Linked DNA regions of Homo sapiens: region 1 is linked to region 2. The links are chromatin contacts, found by Hi-C in ENCODE. All regions are on one chromosome and are shown on one strand. The core of a region is the stretch at or near the end of the contact, and the rest is flanking DNA. Distances in the headings are between cores, read along the strand shown.

The links. A loop is a pair of places that touch in the nucleus more often than their neighbours do. Pooled maps may share reads with other maps.
Region 1: a map of CD4-positive, alpha-beta memory T cell shows a loop between it and region 2 (7-fold over the local background). The contact joins the enhancer-like site here to the promoter of GMPS in region 2. A Hi-C loop is called at or near these places in 1 of 168 maps with a recorded cell type or tissue (CD4-positive, alpha-beta memory T cell), 1 of 37 single-sample maps with no recorded cell type and 3 of 50 pooled maps.

The regions. Positions count from the first base shown.
Region 1 is chr3:158,092,937-158,099,350 of GRCh38, reverse strand. It overlaps SHOX2 (SHOX homeobox 2), which reads left to right. Exons shown (of 5, transcript NM_001163678.2): 5 at 1,067-3,446. The coding sequence ends at 1,324. Among named protein-coding and RNA genes, the nearest start is that of SHOX2, 10 kb to the left of the region's middle. RefSeq lists an enhancer at 1,184-1,353. Within about 2 kb of position 1,355, at least 3 of the 41 ENCODE cell types and tissues checked have a DNase peak (open chromatin) inside an H3K27ac peak, as active enhancers do.
Region 2 is chr3:155,868,857-155,875,156 of GRCh38, reverse strand. GMPS (guanine monophosphate synthase) reads right to left here and starts at 4,507. Exons shown (of 16, transcript NM_003875.3): 1 at 4,260-4,507. The coding sequence starts at 4,286. RefSeq lists enhancers at 3,714-4,473, 5,013-5,062 and a silencer at 3,653-4,872.

The DNA.
Region 1 (6,414 bases), core at 106-2,605, 2.2 Mb before region 2:
AAGAGAGAAGTCTTGGTCTTCCCAGGGCTGCCCTGCCTTTGCAATCCCTTAGCCATAAAGAAACCTTTAAGAGTACATTTTAAAAGGACAGCCTGCAGCAATGATTTAATCCTGGGAAATCCCAGTGCTCTGAACTCCCCACTTTCCAAGCCTGAGGGCGAAATCCTTTCCCAACCAGTGTCTGACCTTCCCTATCCTCAGCCAGGACCCCTGCTTGGCATGCCTGTGATGTCATGAATTAGCTCTCAGTCTCCAGTGACTTGGACCGGGGAGACAGATAGGTGTGACCATGAATTGAGAGTCGGTGTTAGGGAGATCTTAGCTCTCTTGGTGCCACAGGACTCTGGCATCCTGATGCTTGGCTTTGGAAACAAGAGAGAATGACTGAAGAAAGAGGGAGGGGTGACTTTAAAAGGAGACCTTTACTACTCAAAAGGTAATCTTTGGGCCAGCAGCAACAACACCGTCTGGGAGATTGTTAGAAATTCAGAATCTCAGGCCCCAACCTAGACCTTGCGAATCAGAATCTGAATTTTAACGAGATCCCTGGGTAATTGTTATGGCAATAAAGGTTAGAAGTACCGACTCACAATTGTGCCTATTGTGGTGAAGATGGAGTAACTTCCCTGAATGACATTAAAAAGTTGCGTAGTTTGCTTGTTGATACTCCGTTGTTTTGGTAGTGGGGTAAGAGATGCATGGCAGCATCAAGAGAAGAGGGTAAGGGTCCTCACCCGCAGTCTTTCCAATATACCATTTCAGCCCAGTTCCCAGGGGAGACGGCCACATTCCTGCAGAAGGGGGTTCCCGGGGTCCGGGGAAATAAGCCTACCCTAAGCGAGTTTCGGAGACCCAGGGGACACTGGAGTATCCATGTGGAACCCCAGATTCAGCAACAGGCTGAGAAGGTCACTGTCGGAACAAGATGCACAGCCAAATGCCCTCTCCCCGTGCCCAAACACAACCCAACTCTCTCTCTGGCCAAGCTGGACGCCGTTAATGCTCTGTTTCTATTCTGTTGTCACCCTAGGATAGTCATTGCAACGTGACGCCCTTGTCCTTTCAGGTTCAGGCGCAGCTGCAGCTGGACAGCGCTGTGGCGCACGCGCACCACCACCTGCATCCGCACCTGGCCGCGCACGCGCCCTACATGATGTTCCCAGCACCGCCCTTCGGACTGCCGCTCGCCACGCTGGCCGCGGATTCGGCTTCCGCCGCCTCGGTAGTGGCGGCCGCAGCAGCCGCCAAGACCACCAGCAAGAACTCCAGCATCGCCGATCTCAGACTGAAAGCCAAAAAGCACGCCGCAGCCCTGGGTCTGTGACGCCAACGCCAGCACCAATGTCGCGCCTGTCCCGCGGCACTCAGCCTGCACGCCCTCCGCGCCCCGCTGCTTCTCCGTTACCCCTTTGAGACCTCGGGAGCCGGCCCTCTTCCCGCCTCACTGACCATCCCTCGTCCCCTATCGCATCTTGGACTCGGAAAGCCAGACTCCACGCAGGACCAGGGATCTCACGAGGCACGCAGGCTCCGTGGCTCCTGCCCGTTTTCCTACTCGAGGGCCTAGAATTGGGTTTTGTAGGAGCGGGTTTGGGGGAGTCTGGAGAGAGACTGGACAGGGGAGTGCTGGAACCGCGGAGTTTGGCTCACCGCAAAGCTGCAACGATGGACTCTTGCATAGAAAAAAAAATCTTGTTAACAATGAAAAAATGAGCAAACAAAAAAATCGAAAGACAAACGGGAGAGAAAAAGAGGAAGGGAACTTATTTCTTAACTGCTATTTGGCAGAAGCTGAAATTGGAGAACCAAGGAGCAAAAACAAATTTTAAAATTAAAGTATTTTATACATTTAAAAATATGGAAAAACAACCCAGACGATTCTCGAGAGACTGGGGGGAGTTACCAACTTAAATGTGTGTTTTTAAAAATGCGCTAAGAAGGCAAAGCAGAAAGAAGAGGTATACTTATTTAAAAAACTAAGATGAAAAAAGTGCGCAGCTGGGAAGTTCACAGGTTTTGAAACTGACCTTTTTCTGCGAAGTTCACGTTAACACGAGAAATTTGATGAGAGAGGCGGGCCTCCTTTTACGTTGAATCAGATGCTTTGAGTTTAAACCCACCATGTATGGAAGAGCAAGAAAAGAGAAAATATTAAAACGAGGAGAGAGAAAAATAATATTAACACAAAAAAATGCCACAGACAATGATTTCTCTGAGAAATTATTATGGCAAAACTGTCTGGACTGCTGACAGTAAATTCCGGTTTGCATGTTACTTGTATTCCATTGATGGTGTGTCTCCTCCCACCCCCTTATCTCCCATGCACTCACTCCATTTTCATCTTCACTATGAAAAACAATACCAAAAGTATCTGGAAATTGATATATATATATCCATATATATATATCATATATTTGCCATATATATATATATATATATATATATATATATATATATATATTTGCCCTGTCTTTGATCCTGGGGAACAAAAGAAAAAAGTCAGAAAGGGAAAAAATTACACTCATTGTCCTAAGAAGACAGAGGTGGGCAGAATATGTGGGGAAAGGAAAAAGAAAACAAGACCACCAAATGAAATAATGAAGGTACAGCGCCTCGCTGTGCCAGACACAGTAGGCGCTCAATCAGTATTAGTTCCCACCATTCCCCTTTTCTTGTGTTCCTTCTTGTTGGTTTCCTGAAGTCCTATTTGAAGACAGTGGTTTATTTCCCCCTCTCTATCCCGTCAAATTCACCTTAAATAACACCCAGCTAGATACAGGCACTAGGTTTGTGTAAGATATGTTGATACACACGAACAAAGTTTATTTTGACTATAATGTGTGGACTGACTTTCAACATTTGCATTTTATCTCACAAAGGTGTATCTATTCAAGTAACCTTTTTTTTTTGTTTGTTTGTTTCTTTTTTGTTTTTTTTTTTCTTTTGGTTGTTTGTTTCAATTCATGTAGCTATTTAAACTGGGATACCTTGGACTAAGCCAGTCTGTATCCCAATTCGCTAGCAAGCCTAAGTTTGTGGGGTTTTGTTTTTGTTTTTGTTTTACCTTCTAATTTACAAGAAAGAGGAAAAGCTCTTCTAACTGAACTTTGGTATGCGGTTGAGCTTTGTAACTATTTGTTCTCCATGAAAACAAAATTATTTATATTTGACATATTTTTTTCTAGTGTATTAAGTTATTTTAAACAAAAGATGTTATCTCATGACGTGTTGTCAGTACAAAATGTGTCGCCTCCAATTCTGTTAAACCTTTTAAATAAGTGCCAAGTTATTAATTGAAGACACTTTGCGATCAATTGAATGAAAATATCGTTTCATTTGATGGGGTTCGAGTCATCTTTGTTCCTGTTACTATTAAAATATCCGGGATAGTCTTTCCCTTTTGATTAATGCGTATCACTCTCTCGAATATACCAACTTGGAAAAGCGCTTGCCTCTGCTCTTACGTGCCGCAGTCAAGGGGCAGTAAGAAGGGTGGCTCTGTGGCTGTCGTTAGCGCTGAGCGCATTTCCGCCGGCCCCCTCCATTTTATCCACCCAGCATAGAAACAGGGTTATACCAAATTAATGAAAGAACAGATAAGAAGTAAAATAACATAGGATAGAGTAACTTCCTTCCCCAAGATGGACTCTCGTTATTCGTTTTGCTATAATTCCAGTCTTTATCTGGGGACACTTTTGGGAGGAAGGAAGGAGGGATCCTGCGGAGCGAAATCAACCTGGGTTTGGTATGGCATAATCGACAATCAGTCCCAGTTCGTTGACCCTCTCTGGAGCGGGGCAGGTGCTGACTTCGGAGCGGGAAAAGAGCCGCAAAGGCGGGCAGGCCAGGGCACTGTGGAGGGAGGATTCCCCATCTGACACTCCTGTTTAGGGTTGGCTGAAGCAGCTTCTTCATTGGTTAAATTTAGAAGGTGGAAGCCAGAATCGGGTTTAGGAAAAGCCTGGCCTTGAAAATAATGAGGAGCTCTCTCTCCCCATGTCGTGGCCCCCTTCTGGAAGAAATCCCACTAGTAAAGCCCAAAGGTGCTGCCTGTGTGGGGATAGTTGGAGACTTTGAAGACTCGGCCCTGACCATGTCCAAGGCAGGAACTTTCCTTCCCGCGCGGGCTCTTGTGATGACGGGACCTTCCGCAAAGACTGAAAGAGTCCTGAGCGTCCCCTGGGACCCCCCACCCTCGTGCTGGAGGGTGCGTAAAACCCCTGCCAAAGCCCCACATCCTCCAGCAGTGTTCCCCACCACCCCCACTTGGCCCTCTCCCAGGTCTTAGCTCGTATTCAAAGCTGTTCCTCAGCATAGACGTGGGCGATAGGTTTCTTTCTTTTAACTTTCAAAGACCACTGAACAGGATTTGGGCCGTATTCAGTGCGCAGGCCTTGCGGGTCTCCTGGTTGATGAACGTCGGTAGTTTTTAATAATAAACATCTGCCTGCGGGCATGGTACGCCCTGAAGCAGCCAGGCCATCCGCCGTGGTCCTGTGGCCTCCAGCGAGCTCCAGTCGGCGCCGGGGCCGGGGGTCCTAACAGGCAGGCTCCAAGCTCCAAACCCTAATCCTAACCCAGATCCCAACACGGGTTCGGACCCTGGAGACCCTGGAGCAGGGGAGATGGTGGCTCCCTCTCGGGGCCAGTCTGCCCCAAGCAGCGGAGCGCGGGGGAAGCCCGAGGTCAAAGGAGGCGGTGCGTCCAGGCCCTGCTGGCGGAGGCGCCGGGTATCGGTACAGAGGCTCAGTGACGCGGCGTGGGTGGGTCGGGAATGTCCCGTGCGATAGGAGCCAGGTGGGTTCGGCGCGGAGACCCGCGGGAGTCGGGCCGCGGCGGGAGCGCGGTAGGCGGAGAGGCCCGCGGAGGCAGCCAGGTCCGGCGAGAAAGGCCAAAATTTCTTGGCCCCATTCGCAGTGCTCCACTCGGGCACGGCCTGTGGGACCAGTGCATCCGGGGAGCTCGCGGCGCCCTTGCCTCCTCTTGCGTCTGCTCCCCCAAGACTAACGGAGGACAGAGGCCGCTTTCCTTGGCCCTGTGGAGTCTCGCCCTTCGGGTCCAGACTCCCGCAAGGCCTGCTCTCCCGGAATGCCAGTGTCCAAACTCTGGGGCAGGCGCCTCGGTGTGTGAACAAGAGTTCCAAACTCGTAGTTCCCCGAACCATCCCAAGAAGGGGTCTGAGGAATTCACTTTAAATTTAAATAAGGCCCAACATGCTTGTAGTTTGGGTCGAAACTCAATAATCCTAATATAATTAATAAAGGACACCCCCATCCTCTGCTCCCCAAATCTTTTGGGCATGCAAAACCTTCCCGAGTTGCAAAATCAATGACTGGGAAAAACTGAGTTAAAAGAGATTGTTTAAGACATCATTAGTGTTAAGGACCCTATGATACAAGAGACACAGTAAGATAGTAAGATCGGTGCCTTTGCTTGGAGCTGAACTGATGTACATCTATTTTGAGTTTTTCCCCAGATTTATAACTTTTTTGGGTCCTCAGATGGTAATACTTTAGTATAATGCAATGCTCAAATTTCGGAACTATTTTGATTTCTGAAAAATGCCTCTTTGGCTTCAGCGACATAGGATCCTGTTTTTTCTTCACAAATCAGTTTACATCATAAATTGCAAACATTTGCAATAAGATCTCAAGATTGTTTATTTTACATAACCTCAAGCACTTGACTATGTTAAACACCAGTACAGAAAATCTGTGAAATCAGTTTAATGTGTGTGAGGGAATTAAAGGATCACTCATTTTCATCACATAAACAAAGCATTTAAGATTGTTTTGATTGTCAGTCTCCCAATTTTTAGTCATACAACTGACTATTAATTTAAGAGTCATTCTGTGTAAAAATAATTACTGAGGTTATATCCTGCTTTAATTAAATATTTCTGGGCAGAAGAAAATGGTATTGTACATTGGGAAGTGGGGGATTGTTTTTAATATTATATTATTTTAGTTCAAACGGAAATAAAAGTCTGCAAATTCCAACGGGGAAAAAAGGCCTGAAATGGTTTCTTAATATGCCATTAAAACAGTTAGCCAAAATACATTAAAGCAATATCACAAACCCAGAAATAATAAATATGTCATTCTAATGAGAATGTTAACTTACAGATAATTTATTCAAGGTAGTTTTTACATTTCACATGGAATGTCTTATTATGACCCGCTTGATTACTGTGATGCTTGTTCTTCAAAATCTAATTTATATAGGCCTGCAATATACATAATTCATAACTCCTGTTGATATACGTATACACACCCCAAATTTTAAATCTTTACAGTATGTTTGGATGTTTACTAGCATGTTTTCAAGATGACGAAAATAAAAACATAAAAAGTGTTAAACATCATATTGAAAGCAAGTGCTTGCCCTGCCCTATGCCTGAAGGCAAAGTAGCTG
Region 2 (6,300 bases), core at 3,258-5,757:
CACTTGAGGTCAAGGGTTAGAGACCAGCCTGGCCAACATGGTGAAACCCTGTCTCTACTAAAAATATAAAATTAGCCGTATGTGGTGGCACACGCCTGTAATCCCAGCTACTCGGGTGGCTGAGGTACAAGGATCACACAAGGATCACTTGAACCAGGGAGGCGGACATTGCAGTGAGCCGAGATCATGCCACTGTACTCCAGCCTGGGCAACAGAGCCAGACTCTGTCTCAAAAAAAAAAAAAAAAAAAAAAAAGAAAACAAAGTTTAAGAATGTACTACAACAGCAAAATTTGATTATTCTGGGTAGCAAATAATTATTCATTACTTCAAACAACATCCTTTGGAATGTAATTCATTAACCTTAAAAAAGTATCAAATACATTTGTACAAGTATAAGACAAGTCTATACTTTTTGTAAAAATTCTTAAAAGACTGAATTATTTTCCTTAAGTGACAAGTTGGCCCACGCTAAAGGCAATGTCATCCGAGATTCCTGGAGGAATTTCAAAACCTTTCAGGTCTAAGAACACACTACACTAAAAACCATTCCTTTTGTCTGCAGCAGTTCTTCCACTCTAAATGAATATCCTAACGGAATAAAATCTGAAAAATCTAACTTTTATCTAAGAAAAAAATTTACTAAGTTGTGACAAAAGGTGATATAGTTGTTTAATTCTCAGTACATCCCAGATAAAAATCCCAAGTTATATTCCCATTCCATTCAAAATCTTAAATTTGGAAATTCCAAACTTAAAATTAACATTATTAAATGCCATTAAAGATTCTGTATCACATGCAATCACTAAGGGAGAGTTTATAAAACATCTTTCATCCAAGTATGATATAACCTAGTCATAACCTCTCAATGATAGGACAGGTACCACCTTTACTCCAACCAAGAGTTTCACCCTTAGACAGGGGAAAAGAGTAGGAAACTTGACAAGTCACCCAAAGCATTACTCTGATAATGCTGCCTTAATAAAACTCAAGTTACTATGTCAAATACACCCCTGCCATAATAAAAAGTTTTTAAAGAAAAGCTGATCACCTATGCTGTGAGGATGCAAAGGCATAAGAATGACACAATGGACTTTGGAGACTCAGGGGGAAAGGGTAGGAAGCGGGTGAGGGATAAAAGACTACATACTGGGTGTTGTGTATACCGTTCGGGTGATGGGTGCACCAAAATCTCACAAATCACCACTAAAGAATTTGCTCATGGCTGGGCATGGTGGCTCACGCCTGTAATCCCAGCACTTTGGGAGGCTGAGGCAGGTGGATCACGAGGCCAGGAGATCAAGACCATCCTGGCTAACACAGTGAAACCCTGTCTCTACTAAAAATACAAAAAAATTAGCTAGGCATGGTGGCGGGCGCCTGTAGTTCCAGCTACTTGGGAGGCTGAGGCAGGAGAACTGCGTGAACCTAGGAGGCAGAGCTTGCAGTGAGCCGAGATCACACCACTGCACTCCAGCCTGGGCGACAGAGCTAGACTCCATCTCAAAAAAAAAAAAAAGAACTTACTCATGTAACCTAACGACACCTGCTCCCCAATAACATACGGAAATAAAAAATTTAAATAAATAAAATACTGGCCAGGCACAGTGGCTCACTACTGTAATCCCAGCACTTTGGGACGCTAAAGTGGGAGGATAGCTTGAGCCCAGGAGTTCCAGACCAGCCTGAGCAACACAGCGAGAACTGTCTCTACAAAAAATAAAAATTAGCAGGGCGGGGTGATCCACGCCTGTACTTCCAGCTACTCAGGAGGCTAAAGAAGTCAAGGCAGCAGTGAGCTGTGATCACACCACTGCACTCCAGCTTGGGTGACAGAGCAAGATCCTGTCTCAAAAAAATAATATAAATTAAAAATTAAATAAAATATTGTGTATAAAAAATAATTAAAATAACCCAAATGCTTTCATAGCTTTTAGGCCCCTCTCCAGTTTCTATCATGCAAAAACGCCGTTTTAGAAAATCCTGATAACTGAAATGTACCAGAAACAGGAATCAAAACCAGCTCTTGCCCAACTTTTAATTTATGAACTAAGATACACACAGCCAAGGCCCAATCAATGTACAAAGTAAGCCTTTCCTCCCAAGGGAAAGGTGGTTCAGTGGTAGGCTATGGAAAATAAGACTCCTACTTATTTCCAGGTGGGCCTCTTAGAAATATGCATAATAAAGTAGGTGATATAAGGTATTTCCCCATATTTAATATCTCTTTACTTAAAATGTTTATGATCACTGGCATGTTATGGTTTGTCAGGACTTTCTTCCTCAGGGGTACATACAATAATCATAGATTTGATGAAATATATTAATTCTCCAGATGTTCCTCTTGAAAATGCTTCCAATTCAGTCCACAACTAATTGTTAACATAGTTTTTAAAATGTTTAATTATGCTATAAAACATAAAGAACCTTGAAATAAAATTAATTCACCCTAGGCTCAAATATAGCAAACTGATAAGATTATCTTTGTCATTCCAACTAGAGCAAAACAAAGAAAAAATACCAGTTAGGAAAAAGAAAAATCCTCTTATATACTCTGGAAACAAATCTTATACTTTTCTGTCACTTAGTTTTGTGAAAATACTCCTCTCAAATGCACTATATATTTTTCAAAGCCCATAAATTAAATTTCAGTCCTTCTAACACCAGTTATTTCATCTATCAGCATAAAGATGAATCTTTCCAATGAGTTGTAAGACTCAAAACTAGGCAGAAAAATGCTTTGCAAGTCGACTAGTAATCGGGAAAGAGCTGGACAATGGGGTTTACATTTGCTCCTTAGGTCAGAAACTAAAGGTTTGTGTGTCTTAACAGCTCCCTGGACCTAAGCACCACTGGTGCCTTGGTTTAAAAGAGTTAAAATCAGCTACCTTATAATCTTTTACTCATTGTTCGACAAATACTTTTTGAATGATTACCGGGTGCTAAGCAACCATTCAAGAGGACCTCCTAAGATGTGACCCTTGAGCAGCACCTTTTAAAAAGAATGTTAAAATTCTGCCTGAACAAGGCACTACTATCTGACGTAGAGCACCAAATCCACCTCGAAGTATACAATCCCACCCCCCGAATGAAATTTAATTAAGTTTTTTCCTAAAGCTAGGCCCTCAACAGCGTACAGAGGAGGTGTATCTTAATGAAGTAAATCGCAATTCAAAACTGCACGGTTTCCCGCTGGCAAAACTGACTTAGTGAAGGTCAGAAAGAACTCCAGGCCAATGAAAATTTTAATACAGAGGTGAAAGCGAAGGTGCCCAATTCAAAAGCGGGACGAAAGTAAGAGGAACGGTCTAAGAAAAGTGAGTTGGAGGAGAGATGAGCAGCAGCGGTCAAACGTGCTCTCCCCGCCGGGTACGTCAAGGCGGCAACTTTTCCAGCACTCCGGAACTCCGGACTGCCCAGGCCTCGGGCGAGCTGGCACGGCTCGCGTCCCGGGGAGGGACCCCAAAGGCGGGGAAGCGGGTTACCCCGCAAACCAGCAAGCTCGACAGGGAGCAAGCTGGACGGGGGCGGGACCTGGACACACACCCTTTCCTCTCTGAGAAGGAAGCGGGGAGGGAGAACGGAGTGCGCGACCCTGGGGCCACCAGCCCTCACGCGGGCCTGCAGGGGCGTTGGGGGAGGGGGAAGACAGTGCAGCTCCGAGGGGTTCGTCCAGAACCGGCCTAACCGCCGCGGAGCCCAAGGCTGGCGGGGGGAATGGAGCGGGCCTCGCCGAGGGCAGGCGGGAAACGGGGTGGCGGGAAGACCAGAGGCCGGCCCAGCTCCAACGCCGCACAGGAGGCCCCGACCCTGCCCTGCCTTCGGCGGGCCCCGGGATCGCCACAACGGGCCCCCAGCCTCCCAGAGGGACGGGGTGGGAGCCGAGGAAGCCCCCACCCCGACACGCAGACACACAAGCCCGCTCGCCGCCCTACCCCCACCCTCGCGCCGCGCTCGCGGGCTCTGCGCCCCACAGCGGCGCGGGGGAGGCGGGGGCCAGCGACGCGGCCGCGGGGAGCTGATGCCCTCCCCGACGCCCGGACCTCGACACGCAGACAAGATCAACAAAGCATCGCCGCTCCCGAGATAAAACATGCCACAGGCCCCGACCAGGGACTCTACGACGCGTGGCTGCCCGGGGCGCAGGGCTGCGCGGACGGGCTGGGGGAAGGGGGTGGGGAAGGGCCTCGCGGGGTGGCTCCCCGGTCCGGGAGCCTCGCCTCCGCCGGGATGCGGTGCTGCAGGGACCCCCACGCTGACCTTGGAGTCTCCGTTGCACAGAGCCATCGGGGCCAGGGCCGGAGCCGCGGCGGTGACGGCGACAGTACGAGACGGGGCGGGAGGGTGCCGGAAGGGTCGGCGCCGCGGGCTGAGGTTGAGAAGGAGGCCTGGTCGAGGAGCAGCCGGCAGCGGAGAGGAGCCAGCCGCCAGAAAAGCGCCGAATGGAGCAACAGCAGCGGAGCGCGGGCCCCAGCGCCGCGGGAGAGAAGACCAGCAGCGCGCACGCTGCCCCCGCCTCCTGCTTCCGCCCCGGCCGGCCACTGGGAGGAGCCAGAGCCCGTTCGGCTTGGCAGCCGAGCCTCAGATACCCTCCGCAGCCGCCGCCAAACCGGCCGGCCCTCGAGAGGAGGGGCTCGCGGCGCCCGGCCCCGCCCCCAGCCCGGTCCCCGCCGGCAAAGCCGGCCGGGTCTCCCGCGGCCCGCCCTTGGGAGGAGGAGCCCGCGGCATCCACCGGCTCCGCCCCTCCTGCCCTCGCACCGAGGAGCCCGCCCCGGAGGAGGGGCCTGTGGCGCCGGCCAGGAGAAAAACCGAAGCCGAATCCGAGCTAGTTTGCTGCTGCCGGATTTGCCTGCTACCTTGGATGACTTCGGGAGGCTGGCGGCACCGAAGAGGCCTCCTGAGAGCTGGGCCCCTGGCGGAACTCTTAGCCGGTGGCGTGGCCTTATCTCAGGTTGCTGGACATGAAGGAGGCCAAGGCTGCTTTGGAAAGTTCCGTGGCCATATCTCAAGGATGTCATTGTAGGAACTGATCACTTAGATACTTCAAAAGTTATACAGCTCCCCACAAATACAGCAGGTGCAGTATTTCCAAAGAAAAGGGAGTTTGGGAGTGGTAATCTGGTGAGCAGCTGGCCCAGGGAACTGGTCGTGAAGCTCTGTTTGCACAACAGTGTTTTTATTGGAATTGTTTGTGGGGAAGGGGCTGCAGTCCCTCCACCTACCCCTTGGCAACCATCATGATGATGAGGTGTTACTTTGAATTTGGTTACCTAGAGGCCTAAATCGAGATTGGGGTATAAAGAATAATACTTGAGATGGCTTCCAGCTAACAAAGCCTTTCCACAAATATTTTTATTATAATACAGCCAACATTTTGCTGCAGTCATTCTTGTGTCAGACTGTAGCTAGGGTATTAAGGAGCCAGAGTGAGAAAATACTTTAAAAGCTAACTTTAACCAATCCCGTGAAAGTAGTAAGGTAGGATTGATGTTCTTATCCTTTTTACAAATGAGGAAATTGAGGCTTAGTGAGATAATGTGCCTCTCAGTATATATAGAATGTAAGGCCTGCCCAATCTGGGAAAGTGTAGACAGTTTATTAGTGAAATATTTACAAAAACGAAAGGCTTAAGGTCCTAGTGGGCCTGAGACTTAAGTATTTCGCTTACCTTTTTTTGAACGGAAAATTGAATATTTGAACTCTCCAAAGCCATGGATACTGGCTTCTCTGGGTAGGTCTGTATGCACAATCTAAAGAAGAGTGCAGTAACCAATAGGAGAACCTCAACTTACATAAACATCCACCCCTAATGGAGTGGAATGTGATGTGATATACTGGCATTAAGGATTGGCTAAGTCCCATCTATCTTAAACAATGCTTAGTTTAAATATATTCTAGGCTGGGCGTGGTGGCTCACACCTGTAATCCCAGCACTTTGGGAGGCCTAGGCGGGTGGATTACCTGAGGTCAGAGTTCCAGAACAGGCTGGCCAACATCATGAAACCTGTCTCTACTAAAAATACAAAAATTAGCCAGGCGTGGTGGCATGCGCCTATAATCCCAGCTACTCGGGAGGCTGAGGCAGGAGAATCGCTTGAACCCGGGAGGTGGAGGTTGCAGGGAGCCAAGATCATGCCATTGCACACCAGCCTGGGTGACAACAGCGAAACTCCATCTCAAAATAAACAAATAAATAAATAAATTCTAGTGGTCACCTGTGCTTAATGGCTAAGAATGTTGGCATGCACACAATATAGGATCCTGATATTCTTTCTTCTTTAGCTTCTGACTCTATTGACCC